2 separate regions of the Homo sapiens genome follow, and region 2 is linked to region 1. Evidence: chromatin contacts called from ENCODE Hi-C data. All regions are on one chromosome and are shown on one strand. Each heading gives the region's core, a stretch centred on a gene start or an enhancer-like site at or near the end of the contact. The rest is flanking DNA. Distances are from core to core; before and after follow the strand shown. Region 1 holds the start of MKX-AS1 (MKX antisense RNA 1). Region 2 holds the start of BAMBI (BMP and activin membrane bound inhibitor).

The links. A loop is a pair of places that touch in the nucleus more often than their neighbours do. Pooled maps may share reads with other maps.
Region 2: a loop to region 1 is called in a map of naive thymus-derived CD4-positive, alpha-beta T cell, with 7 times the contacts of the local background. The contact joins the promoter of BAMBI here to the promoter of MKX-AS1 in region 1. A Hi-C loop is called at or near these places in 1 of 168 maps with a recorded cell type or tissue (naive thymus-derived CD4-positive, alpha-beta T cell), 1 of 37 single-sample maps with no recorded cell type and 11 of 50 pooled maps.

What each region holds. Positions count from the first base shown.
Region 1 is chr10:27,741,018-27,747,984 of GRCh38, reverse strand. It overlaps MKX-AS1 (MKX antisense RNA 1), which reads right to left and starts at 3,370. Exons shown (of 2, transcript NR_121652.1): 1 at 3,037-3,370. MKX (mohawk homeobox) reads left to right here and starts at 2,166. Exons shown (of 7, transcript NM_173576.3): 1 at 2,166-2,278; 2 at 4,488-4,757; 3 at 6,481-6,640. The coding sequence starts at 4,570. RefSeq lists enhancers at 2,085-2,675, 5,026-5,095 and silencers at 5,376-5,495, 5,566-5,785.
Region 2 is chr10:28,672,312-28,678,920 of GRCh38, reverse strand. It overlaps BAMBI (BMP and activin membrane bound inhibitor), which reads right to left and starts at 1,400. Exons shown (of 3, transcript NM_012342.3): 1 at 948-1,400. The coding sequence starts at 1,023. RefSeq lists silencers at 503-647, 1,373-1,932.

The DNA.
Region 1 (6,967 bases), core at 2,121-4,620:
AACTTGCAAAAATAAAATAAATGCCCATTGGTATATTACAGAGGGATATTTCACACCATTTCACTTCTAGAATGGATCCTTCACTCTTCTTTCATTTTTAAATGGATTTTAATTATTAAATCATAGTCTAAGGGAATTACCATATGTTAATTTTTTAGTGAGTTGAGGCTTACTCAAATGTATTTTATTCCTATATCAAATGAAAAGTATTTTTGCATTAAGATTTTTGCTGTATATTTCATTTCAGACTTTAAGAAAACAAATATTACATGTAAGTATATCTTAAAAGCGCTCTAAATGCATTTTTAAATTGAGTAAATATAGTTAAGTACTAAAACAACAAAATTCATTTGTCCTATACTAACATGTACTATAGCATATAGCTCAAAAAGTTAGTAGAATACTGGGAAATTGCAAGTAACTGTATGATGCCTATTGCTTTACCTGGGACAGCTGACCAAAAAATGTTTCAGGGGTATGTTAGAGCTAATTTCATTACAATTCCCGGTGACTAACACCACTGATAGAGACCATAAAAGAGAAGGTGGCTCTTTTGTCCTATGAATTATCAATTAGATCTGCTTCTGTGGTGAAATTTGTTAGCTGAAAATTGATGGCTGAAACCTTAGGATTTACCCCTGTCTTTAAGCTCCTACAGCGAGGTCTGTAGACCAGAAGCCTGTACTGAACTCACACCACAAGGGCAGCGCCAAAGACAAGATGCAAGCGCTGCAACAGCAAGTTATATAACAAAAGAGAACCGAGGACATCAGAACGTGCTCCAATGATACTTTGTATCTTCCTGGTGCGCAAAAATGTAAACCGGCCTTCCTTTATGGTTTACATTGTACCCCTGCACAACGGTTTGCTATCGCGTAATTTGGGAGGTGACACATATGAAATTTGAGGGTGTGATTAGTCTTTAAAATAATAGTTTTGGTATATATTTTAAGCACTTCTAGCGACCCCCCCAACACACAAACACACACACACACACGCGCACACACACACACACACACGAAGAAGATGCTAAGGTGGGCCACTGCCCCGGCTCTGGCCAGCCGCATTTAGAGGGGAAAAGGACAAATGGCGCTATTTCTTTAAGCTTGGTGGGGGGAAATCTAAGTTTGTTCTTTAAAAAGGGCGAAAGTTCGCTAGGACCACAGGGCCTTCGGCGAGAGCGCAGGCAGCTTCGTGTTGGCACCTTGGGGATCTTCTGGGCTGCCAGAAGCTCTGAGCTTGCAGTTGCACCTAAACCGCCGCTTTCGCTACTTATATTTGCGGTAATGTTAGGAAGCAAAGTATCATCAATCAGAGAATCTGGTAGCCATTCTCTCTCTTTGCCCTGTGTCCCAGCTTGTGATTCTTCTAAGTTCCATCTCCTTTGCTGCGTGCAGATCCTTGGCTTTGGGCGCGCTTCCTCTTCTGCACTTGGGCCACCGCGGGTTGGCCACCTGGGCTGAACTCATCCCATCCTTGCTTTCCCCCATCCCTATACCCAGCGGCGAGGGCAGCCTCACCAGCCCTTGCCCCGGAGGTGAATGTGTGCCTGGCTTTGACTGAGACAACTAGGACCCCAGAAGCCCAGTGACATCAGAAAAGAGGCTCCTGGGCACTAGCACTTCCCGCAATACGCTCCAGGGCTGTAGGTGCAAAACGGAGCTCTAACTTCCCTCCAGCTAATCGAGAGGAAAATACAGGGCGCGTCACAGTGGCCTCTCCCGCCTAGCCACGCGCAGTGAAATTTCCGGCAATCGGGCCAGCTAAGACACGGGATTTGCACCGCAGCCTCTCAGCTTCTGGAGCCGGAGCCGAGCGCTCCCGGCAGCTTCTCCAATTTCTCTCCTAAAGTGCGAAGGGAAAAGCCCCGTCTGCTCCACGACTGCAAGGCCGGCGGATCTGGGAGCCGCGCCCGGCTCCGGAGGACTCGGCGGGCCCGGGGCTCCCCGGCAGCGGCTCCTCTGCTAGGGGTTAACAGCAGCCCCCGCGGCCGGGCGGGCGCGGACGCTTCCTCTCCACCCGCCCGGGAACGTGGATACCGCGCCCGCAGGATGTTCGCCGGCTGGGACCGGCAGTCAGGAAACATGAGAAGGCCTCGCTATTCCTGTTCCCGGGCGGCGCGCGCCGGGCTGGGTAAATAAAGCCGAGACGACGGCGGTGGCGGTGGTGAGCGCGCTGGAGCCCGCGTGGAGAACATGCGGCGGGGATGGGAGTGCGCCTAGTCTCGAGGCGGGAGAGCCAGCCGCCCTGCAGCCGGCCGTCGGCCCCGCAGCCACAGGTACAGCCCCCGCGTCGCCGAGTCTCAGCCGGCTGCGGCGGAACGCCAGGCTCGCTCTGGCCCCTGCGCCCTGGGCGCCGGTGCTCTCCCGCCCTTCCCCCAACTTCCCTCCAAGGTCTGGTGGAGAGGCGCTCGGGTAGCGGCCAAGGCTGGCCCAAGGGTCTGCGCGGAGCTTGGGAGCCCACCTGGCCGCGCCTCCTTTGCTTTAAAATTATTCGCCGGCGTTGGGGGAGGGGGACACTTCTGCAGGGAGTGACCTCCCCGGCCACAGTCTGGAGTGAATCGGGGTAAGTGATTTGAGAAGAGGCGCGGGTGGCCGCGCGCGGGAGTCCTGGGAGGGTCAGCAAGTGTGGTTCACACGCCCCCGGACCCCTTGCGACAGGACAGCGCTCGGACCTTTGCCATCGCTTGCCTCTGAGCCTGCTGCCTGCAGACCTACAGCGCGCCGGGTGTCTGTGTCTGCGATCTCTGCGTGGGCTTGGGGCTGCCGGGGAAGTGTCCGAGGTGGCTAACCTCGTGATGACTTCGCTAGGAAAAACACGTCGTCGCATCTAGGAGGACGCGCTGGGGTGGCTCGGAGAAGGCCGGGCCGGGGAAGGGTGTCTTGTACAAATAAAGCAGCATGAACACACATCCCTAAGGGCATGATTTTAAAAGAAAACACCAACGCGAGTCTTGACTGTAGAACAGGGGCTGCAAGCACGAAAATTCTCTTTGACACTTATCACCGAGGCTATGTGCACACCCCAGGCACGTACCTGTCTGCGCGGGAGGACGCAGTCCTAGGGGACACACGACATCCAGCAGAGGTCTGACTTCACTTCCCTACGAACACAGACCGTAGCCGTCGTTTGATCGCGGTGGTCACGCGTGGTCCTAAATGTCACGCGTGGCCTCTGCTGCGGTGGCCGAAGGGCGGGGCGGGGGCGTTGGCGAGTGTGGGCGCTTGGCGAGGCAAAGGGTGTGTGTGTGTGTGTGTGTGTGTGTGTGTGTGTATGCGCGCGCGCGTGTGTTAGTGGAGTAGCAGCCCATGCCGCGGCTGGACGGGCAAAGGGGGCGCTGGCAGCGAAGCTGAGGCCGCTCGGAGGAAACGGGAGCTGTCCCGAGGCGCGAGGCGAGGAGATGGGGCGGGCGAAGTCCGCCGCGCGCCTTGGGGCTGTAACTCTGCGGCTCCGCGGCCGCGCGGACTTGCTCCTGACGCCGGTGCGCGGCAGGCAGAGGCTCAGGGCCTCCGCGACCCCAGAGGTGAGCTGCTGGCTCTCCCCGACAGTGGCAGCAGTGGCCCGGGAGGTGCGCCGACCAAGCTGCCTCCTGCCTTGGGCTTCTGACACCTTTACAGCCTCTGAAAGGGTCCCCGGAGACCCCAGAGAGAGGCGGGTGTCGAGGGGCTACGAGCTCGCGGCTGACACCCGCGCTGCGGAAGAGAATGGCACTGATTGAGGGCTCTGGGGACCTGGGTCCTGGCGCCTTGGACCTTAGGACCATGCACTTCCCGGGGCGCGTTGGGGGATGATAGGAAGATTCTGGGAGAGAAGGGGGAGAAGTGGTGCTTTCGTCCTGACGCCACTTAACTTTTTCCTGTCCTTGAACCCAACCTCACCCCGGGGGACCTTGGCGGACAGAAGATGCGGGGGTTTCAACCAAACCATCCACGATCTAGAAAACACGAAAATCCCCCAAATCCCGGTATGGCCTGGGACTCATGAGCTGGGGGGTCTTGTGGATACGGTTGGCACATTACCCCAAATCTTCCCTTCCATCCAACCCCTCCTGACGCCCCGAGTTGGGGTTCCTAGAGGCTTTAGTCTTCTGCTGTGATTGAAGAACCACGCGCGGCCTCACGCCGGTCGCGCTCCGCAGTCCGGAGTATGCCTCTCCCAGATTCAAACTGAAACCCAGAGGCTCGTTTGGGAATTCGTTTCCTTTGCCTCTGCGGGTGAATGATTCCCGGTTGTAGTTCTGGGGAGTGAAGGGATTGGGGGGATCGATCGCCCAGGCAAGGAAGAGGGCAGGTACCTGTCCGGGGAACCTGCAGGGGCGGGGGCGTGTAGCCAACTGGGGAGAGCCGCAGGGTCCCTGCCAGTTGCGGCGGCGCCGCTCCTCCCCTCGGCTCCGCAGCCCGGCGACCCGGCCAAGTTCAAGGCCCTGAACCTGCAGGGGTCTGAGCACTCTCAGCCAGTAAGTAACGAGATGCACCTTCCTCTCCTAGAAGCCGAGCCCCGCTGCGGAGCTCCCGGCGGCCCAGCCCCGAGGCTCTGCGGCCGCGCCGCGCGTCCCTACCAACCGACACCATGAACACCATCGTCTTCAACAAGCTCAGCGGTGCGGTGCTGTTTGAGGACGGAGGCGCCTCGGAGCGGGAGCGGGGTGGCCGGCCCTACAGCGGTGTCCTGGACAGTCCTCACGCCCGCCCCGAGGTGGGCATTCCCGACGGCCCGCCCCTCAAGGACAACCTCGGCCTGAGACACCGGAGGACCGGGTATGCGCACTCCCCTGGGGGCCCTGCCCGCCTGCGGCCCGGAGGGGTGGGGGTGGTGAGCTGTGACGGGGTCCCGTGGCAACGCGGGCGGGTGGACGGGAAAGGGCCCGGAGTTCCCTGGGAGTGCAGGTCTGCCCCTCCAGGGCTCGCGCATTCTCATGTTAAGGGGCTCCTATCTTAAAACATGAGGGATCAATTCGTCGGGGCAGCTCCAAAGAGCTTGGTGGAGACTAAGGGCGCCAGGAGCTGCCCCTCGGCCCTCCGCTGCCTGGACCTCGGAGTTGGGGGTTATTTGCCCCTCTCCGGACTGTGGGTGCCGGTGCGCGGCTGAGGGCGAGGAAAAAGGACTGAGCTCGGTGCAGAGAAACAGGCGAAGCCGAGCAGTCGGGGAGTCCAGGCTCAGGCTCCGCGGACTTCTCTTCGGTCACTCGAGCCCCTCGCCAGAGCCCCGCGGCTCGCCTGGCCCAAGGAGTCGGGAAGGTCGCCTCCCGCCAGGGAGTCCCGGGCGTGAGCGCGGCTCGGCTGGGCCCGCGGCGAACCCGGAGGGGGAGGCCCCGGGCCTGCGGGGCCGGGTTTGAGTTTAGCGGGGTGAGGGGTATGCTGGGGGGGGCGGTAGCTTGCGGGTGGGCCAGCTGCTCAGACTGCCGGTGAGTGGAGGGCAGGCTCTGCCTGGCCCGATCCGGCGGCTCCCCGGGCGCCCCGCCGGGGAGGGGCGGCCGTCCTAGCCGCCTCCACCTGAACGATTGCATCAGCTGCTTGTTCTGCGGCGTCGCTGCTTAGTAAAACAGAGATTCGGTTTCGTCAAAATGTTACTACCAGTCGTTTCGGGTGGAATTGCATTTCAAAGTGTTTAAAGAGGCAGAAACCCAGGAGGCTCCGGCGCAGGCGCGCAAGCCTCGGGGAGCGGCTGGGCTCGCTGGCGGCCGCGCGCGACACCTCCCGGACCCGTGAGGGAGCGCAGCGCCCCAGGCCACGCTCCAGGCTCCTGGCTGCCTCTGCCTCCTCCCCCTTTGAATGTGCTTTTCCTGAGGTCTTTTTACCTTACATGATGGGACAGAGCTTGCCGTACTTTTAACCCTCCCTTAGTCGGGAAACGGCCCGACGGTGTTTTTGGGTTCTGCAGCTTTCCTCCACAAACCACCAACTCCTTTAGAAAGTTTCCCCCTTTTCCTAAAAGATCAAAGGAAATAGCTTAAAGAGAGCCGGGGCGGCAATGCTCCTTTGCTTTATTCCCTATGTCCAGTCGGCGACCTTTCCCCTGACCACAAGCGACGGAAAGCCTCTGGGAGCAGACAAGAGATCCCCGAGGGAAGTTTCGAGAGCCAGCCGCATACCCTGCCAGGCCTGCCAGGCCAGGGCCACTCGAGGGTGCGGCGCCAGCGGGTGAGGGAAGGGTAGCAGTTAGCCCCGCTGCCCAGATACGCGACTGGAATAGCAGTATTCTTCAAATCACTTGACCTTCGTCTTCTAAACCTCTAACCTTGGGGTATTGGGTTCAAGGTATCCCCCTATTCAAGATAAACCTATCGAAATGATCTCCCCATCCAGAAACTGTGTGGCTCCCACTTCCTGCCTCTCCCAAACACTCTGGGCGCGCGCAAAGCAGGGGCGCAAGGCAGGAATGCGCAGTTTGGATGCGGGGCCCGGGCTTGGCCGGGGCGTGGAGCGTCCGGGCGGGCAAACGCGTCGCTCACCAGGGCCGCCTCCTCTCCCCATGTCCCAGCGCCCGGCAGAATGGCGGGAAGGTGAGGCACAAGCGGCAGGCCCTGCAAGACATGGCGCGACCCCTCAAGCAGTGGCTTTACAAGCACCGTGACAACCCGTACCCCACCAAGACCGAGAAGATACTCTTGGCCCTCGGCTCGCAGATGACGCTAGTGCAGGTAATCAGGACCCATTAACACCCTGATCCGTTTTCCCGCGAGGGGCTGAAGAGCGGGAACGCTTAGAGTTCGTGTGGCTCTCCACGTGGCGCTTCTACCTGGAGAGGGATGGAGCCGAGCTGTGGGAGTTTCTGAATTACCTCTCACCCTCATCCCTCAGTTCAGTGCAGATGCTCCGTGCAGGAAAGAATGCAGGATGCGCTGTCAGGTAGGGAAGTGAAAAGTAAACTGCAGACTTACGAGAAGGTTCAACATTAGTGAGCATCAGAATCGCCTGGAGAGCTTAAAACACGAATCGCTAGGCCCCACCTCCGAGTTTCGGATTCA
Region 2 (6,609 bases), core at 151-2,650, 930 kb before region 1:
AGAACCTTGAAATTCGGAGACAGTTCGGGTTATTTCTTTCTAAAAGGTGAAAGCCTGCAGAGGAAAGAAGAAACTGACCCGCTGCCTTTTTTTTTTTTTTGGTCCTGTTTGTAAAATATGAGGTGAGTGGCAGTGAGACGCTGACAGAGCCTACTCCTCCCGGCTGCTGAAAAGCAACACAACACACACTTCTGCACACCTCGGACACCTAAACTCTCAGGGAGACCCACACACTCGCTCGCACACAGAGAGATGTACGCAGAGACACACTCACACAGAGACTCAGATGCACATTCAGAGATACAAAGACACTTAGAGACAGACACAGAAATGCATTCAGAAAGACACACTCAAGATCAGAGATACAGAGACTCACACATTCAGAGACACAAAGACTCAGAAAGAGACACAGAAATGCATTCAGAGATACATTCAAAGAGACACAGAGATACGCTGAGTGATACAGAGGTTCAGACACACTTTCAGAAACACAACGACACTCAGAGACACAAAAATGCATTTAGGGATACTGAGACTCAGAGACACACTCACAGAAATACACCCTGAGGCACTCACACAGACACGCTGAGGGCACGCGGCAGCTACAGGCCAGGATCTGCGATTCCTCCCGGCCGCCCGAGCCCCCAGGGTGCGGAAGCGGCGGCGTCGAGGCCGAGACTCCGGCCCCGCTCCCCGCTGGGCTGCAAACGCGCCGCTCCCCGCAGGCAGAGCCAGGAGGACCCTCTGATCAGCGCCTGCCCTTAGATCGGAGTCCGCATCCACGCGCCAGGCCACCGCCGCGACTTCTAAGAACACAGCAACTTGTCGCGACCTGCGGCTCCGGCGCAGGAGGGAGCCTCGCCTGCCGCTAACAAAGCCTCTGCAGCCGGCTCCAAAGCCCCGCGGCGAGGACGGGACCCCGGGCCCCGTGCGCCCCCGGCACCCACCTTTGGTGAGCAGCACGGCCATGGCGCAGAGCTCCAGCTGCAGCCAGATGAAGATGTAGCTGGAGTGGCGATCCATTGACGCCCCGCACGGCCGCGGCGCCCCCGCCGGCTTCCGGAGCCCCGGCTCGGCGGCAGCCTACGACCCCCGGAGCGCGCAGGGCATGGGCCCTGCCCGGAGCGGCGGGCGCCGTCAGCGGCGGGGCTGGGTTTCGGGCCGCTGCCGGAGCATGGAGCGCGGCTACAGGGCGCGCCCAGGAGCCCAGAAAAGTTTCCCGGTCCCCCGTCGGCGGCCACTGGCTCCCTTGCCCCGCTCGACTCTAGGGACGCACGCTAGCCCCGGGTCGGGAGTGGGCTCCCGGCCTTCAGTCCCCGCTAGCGGCCGTTCTCAGCGAAGAGAGTAGGGTCTCCACAGCACGCAAGGGTATCCGCCGCAGCTCCCGCCCGCGCCAGCCCAGGTCTCTCCGGCTCCGCGCCGTAAATAGCGCCCCGCGCCGGGAGCCGGCCTGCACCGCCCCGCCTCGCCCCGCCCCACGGCGTCCGATTGGCCGCCGGGCTCCTGTCAATCCGCCCCGCAGCGGGGGGCGGGCCCAGACGCGAGCGCTGGGGGACCTGCCCGGCGGCTCCGAGCGGCGCCGGCGTCTGGGGCGCCCGGCTGGGGCGCCCGGCTGGTGCGCTGCCGTCTCCCGCGCTCCCCCTTGCGGAGGCCTGCGCGTCAGTGACCTTCGCGAGGCGCCGGGGGAGCCCAGCCCCGGGACCGGCTCGGGAACCCGCCTCCGAGACCCTGACGGCTCAGCCTCGGGTGGTCAGCGTTCCCCAGCGCGGGGCTTCTTTTGGGTGCCCCCCGAAACACGCAGGGGGTCCGTGTGGTCGTCCTCCCCGGCCGCACTGCGTTTTCTGGAACCCCCAGGGGCGAGTGACAATGCCCCGGCCTGTGCAGGTGGCGGAGGAGGGTTCGGGTGGGAGCCCGGGGGAGGCGGCCCAGCGCTGGGGTCTGCATTCAGCCTTCGCCCCCCACCCCCTCAGCGTGTCCGCCTCGAGCTGCCCGCCATGGGATCAATAAAGCCCAGACAGACTGACTGTTGATCCGTTAGGAGCCGCTAGGTTCTCCCGGGTACGCGGGACGAGTAGCGGGCTAGAGACACTTAACGAAAATTAGCAAATCCAAAAGCACCCGGCGCCAACGAGACGACACTGGCCGAGACTGACACTCAATTAACCACCCCCCAAACAATGGCTGGCAAACACGCCGGCTGACCCTGATCAATATCAGCCCCGCAGTGATCTCCTCCTTGAGATGCTAATTCATTTATTAGGGATCGCGGGGCTGCCCTTCCCAAGGTACTCAAGGTGGTCTTGCTGTAGTTTTGTTTCCCCCTCCGCTTTGGAAGGAATTAAGGTTAAAACTCATTATCTGAGGGAATGTTCTTTTATCCTCTCCCTCCAAAACCTGAGATGAACAAAAGTCGACCATTTGCAAAATTCTTCTTGAGAATCTGCCAGAGCTTCCCTACCGGATATGTCAAAAGGGGGTGGGGGGTGGGGAAGGAAAGAAAGAGAAGCACATTTCATGCTAAGGTGAGAATTATAAAGACAAATCCTTTAGGACTAGAGTGCAGACATGAGCTTTGAGACTAAGAAAAATGTACATATGTCTTGAGGACTGAAAGTCAAGGCGAACATATCTCAAACGCCTAACCTTTTAAAGTTGTTGAAAGTCTGCAGAGCTGCAGGATGTAGTTAATGAAATTGTCTTTGAAAAATAATGTTTATGTGCAGAAAAATAAAATAATTTCATAAACTGATGCTCAGACCATTACTTCTCTAGATCAAAATTGCATCTAAAAGGAGAGAAGGAGAAATCCAGTAGAAGTTTTAAAAGAAAATTAAACTGGTTAGGGCACCAGGTAAACAGCAGGTTTCTCAGAAAAGTTTCTCAAGGGGCGTGCTGACAAGGCAGTCCTGGGGCCGAGTTTGATTAGAACTTCCTGGCTACTAGAACCTTGACAAGTTAACAATTGTAAGGGTTTTATGCAGACAAGACTTTTTTTTTTTTTTTTTTTTTTTTTGAGACGAGTCTGGCACTGTCGCCCAGGCTGGAGTACAGTGGCGCGATCTCGGCTCACTGCAACCTTCCGCCTCCCGGGTTCAAGCCATTCTCCTGCCTCAGCCTCCTGAGTAGCTGGGATTACAGGCACCTGTCTCCACGCCTGGCTAATTTCTGTATTTTTATAGAGACGAGGTTTCGCCATGTTGGTCAGGCTGCTCTCGAACTTCCGACCTCGTGATCCGCCCGCCTCGGCCTCCCAAAGTGCTGGGATTTACAGGCGTGAGCCACCGCGCCCAGAGGACAATACTTTTTATGTAATGATTACACTCTCTTTTAGAGTCAATTATTAGCTAAAAGGAAACTTTCAGGGTATGTTAGTTCAACCTGGCCTCCCACCGTAGGCGAGGCTTGCAATGTCTGGGGGTATAAAGATGTCAGAAACTAGATAGTAAATCTCAAAACAATGGAGCTGGACAATAATGGAGATTTATGTGCATGATGTTACAATGCCTAAAAGAAAGAGGTTAACTAGTCTAGGAAGGTAAAGAGAGCCGGTAAAGTCTAGAAGCAATGACATTAAGGATTGGAAGAAGACCATTACAAGCACAGAGGACCACAGGACTTAGGCATGAAATATGATTGTGTAGGTGAGTAGGAGTGGTAAGCAGCGAACAGGTAGTTGGGATGACAAGCAAGTCTTTGTGATTGCAGCATAAAATGTGAAGAAGTGAACAGAGACGTATCAGAAATGAACTATACTTCCCTTTGATACAGATAAATATTTAATGGAAGAGGTCTGGGGAATGTGTTGGTGAAAGTTGCATTCTAGTAGACACTTTCTGAGTGTCTCCCAGCCCAAGTCAGAGAATGTCCCTTTTCCCGGAGTGGGCGTTGGCAACCTGATTAGGAGACTCTGATCTCCTAATCTCTGGCCATAGCTAGTCACATGACCCAGGTTAGGTCAGTTAGATTCTCTCTTCTGTGTCTTTGAGCAGACATGCTGCTCAGTCCCTTGAGGTCATTTCACGGGAGACATAAAAATTTTGCTTTGGGGCAGCTGTAGTCCACCTGTCTGCAGAGGAAGAAAAATAATGAAGATATGCAAAGTGGCAAATACATAAATCCAAATGGATTTCCAGGCACTCAGCGTCACTTCTTGTCCTTAGGTTAATTCAGTAACCTTAATAAAGTCCCCTTTTTACTTAAGGTTCTTTTCCTTGCAACCCAAAGAAACCAAACTAAGATATTTGTATTTTATTGAATTAATGTTGACTTTGAGCACTCCAGGTTGTATATATTTTTTTGTTCCAAGTCCAATTCTGAATAAGAACTTGGGATCCATTTTTTAGACAATGATTTCAACTATTTTGTTTTTATTATTAATGGGCAAACTTTCTAAATGACCAGAAATTAAAGAGAAACAAGTCCGCACTTTATCTAATGGTTCTGGGGAAGACATGGACTTTTCAACTAAATGAATCAGAGTGTTTGAATCAATGTAGAATATCAAAATCAGTTTAGGGATAATGTGTCAATCATAAGGCCATATCAATAGTTGAGAGAATAGGCAACAATTTTAATTCAATTTAACATTCTTAAGGAAAATTGCTTCTCTAGAGAATTTTACTTATGCTTTGCACATAATTCAGTTATTACTTTCCTACATGTAGGTTGATAAGTAGAGGGAAAAAAAATAGTACAATCTACTGTCCTTTTGAAGTTTAAAGCAAGAAATGAAATCAACGACCAAAATTCTTTTTACATCTACAAAGGGATTCCGAAAATACCTAGGAACAAGCTCTCTATACCCAAGAACAGAAAACTGATTCTAGACCTAACTGAAACCGTTAAACAGTAGAATAGTTTTTTATTACCTTCAAACAGCATTCAAGATATAATTTATCCATGGGAGATATATATGTATATATATAGGCGCGAGCCACCATGCCCGACTAATTTTTTAATTTTTTTGTAGAGATGGTGGTCTCCCTATGTTACTGAGGCTGGTCTCAGAATTCCTGGGCTCAAGCAATCCTCCTGCCTGAGCCTCCAAAAGTGCTGGGATTATAGGTGTGAGCCACCATGCTGGCCGTATAGATGTTTTAAAGATTTTAAATGATGTCTTTGAAATTATAGGCTAAACATGTAACTAAATGGCACTAAATTGTGAATGGGAGAGTAGAGAGTTACTTGCTTTTTTTTGCTTTTTTAGAGACGAAGGCCTCCCTCTGTTACTCAGGCTGGAGTACAGCGCTGCAATCATAGCTCACTGTAGCCTCGAACCACTGGCCCCAGCCTCCCAAGTAGCTAAGGTGCTCCCCACTGCATGGGGCTAATTTCTATACTTTTTGTTGAGACAGAGTCTCCTTATGTTGCCCAGGCTGGTCCCAAACTTCTAGCCTCGAGTGACCCTCCCACCTTAGCCTCCCAAGTAGCTGGGATTACAGGTGTGAGCTTGACTATCTTATCAGAGAGTTATTTGTGTTTAAGGGATTCATAGCAGAATAGGAGCTTATTTGTTAGGTGACCAGATAGAACAAAGGAAGATTATACAATCTGAGAAAAGCGCATCAGAAGTTCTTCCCTTAATACCAAGGATAAGAACAAGAATTCTGTTCATTGATGACCTCACTTAGGGTGTACTCTCTTCATAACCTGTGTCCATAAATCTCGTTAAAATGCATTAAATATTTGAAGATATGCACGTTTGGCTGGCATTTTATTTCATGGCTTGAACTCACACATCAAATATAATGTGTGTCTTGATACTTTGTAAATGATAAAACAAATACTATATAGTTAGTTATTTTCTCAGGAATTATTATGAAATAAAAACAATGACAGTGGCCAGAACATAATAGCAAATAAATAAATAAATAAATAAAAATAAAACATTTATAGTACATCGTTAGTCAACTTGCTTAATTAAAAGGAAGAGAGACACACTAAAGATTAATTTAGGAGGGGTTTGTGGTATGGACAAAATAGGCTTATGGTATGGTTACTACTAACTGGTCATTGACAAGCACCGCTTATCAGCTCGGGGAGCCAACCTTCCTGGAGCCAGAAGCCAGAGACTTGGGCCTCTTTTTCTCAGGGTTGTCTTTGCTTCTCACCTCTTTGCCAGTGGGCTGTCATCCTCTCCTTATTTGTAGTTTTTACTCTCATAATTTCTGCTTTTATTTTTTTTTTGTCCAAGCATGAGTCCCCTATACAGAGAGATACTACCCAAGAGATGGTTTCACCTTCTATCACTACTGCAAACTATCACAGTCATTTGTTCAGCTTACGGAGACACCATCCCCAAATACTCAGTCTGTGATCTCTTGGGCTTGGATAGGGTTCTGGCTAATATAAAACCTGGGTACTGCTCTCAGCAAGGGTGTGAGCCAGAAAGAACACACAGAAAGAGATATGGGCAGGCTGGCACCATAAAGCATGTCATATTATATAAAGTTAATTCACCTATAAAGCAAAATAAAGTAGGCCAGGCTCAGAGGCTCACACCTGTAATTCTAGCACTTTGGGAGGCTGAGGTGGGAGGATCACATGAGTTCAGGAGTTTGAGACCAGCAAGCCCGGTAGCAGATGCCTGTAGTCTCAGCTACTTGGGAG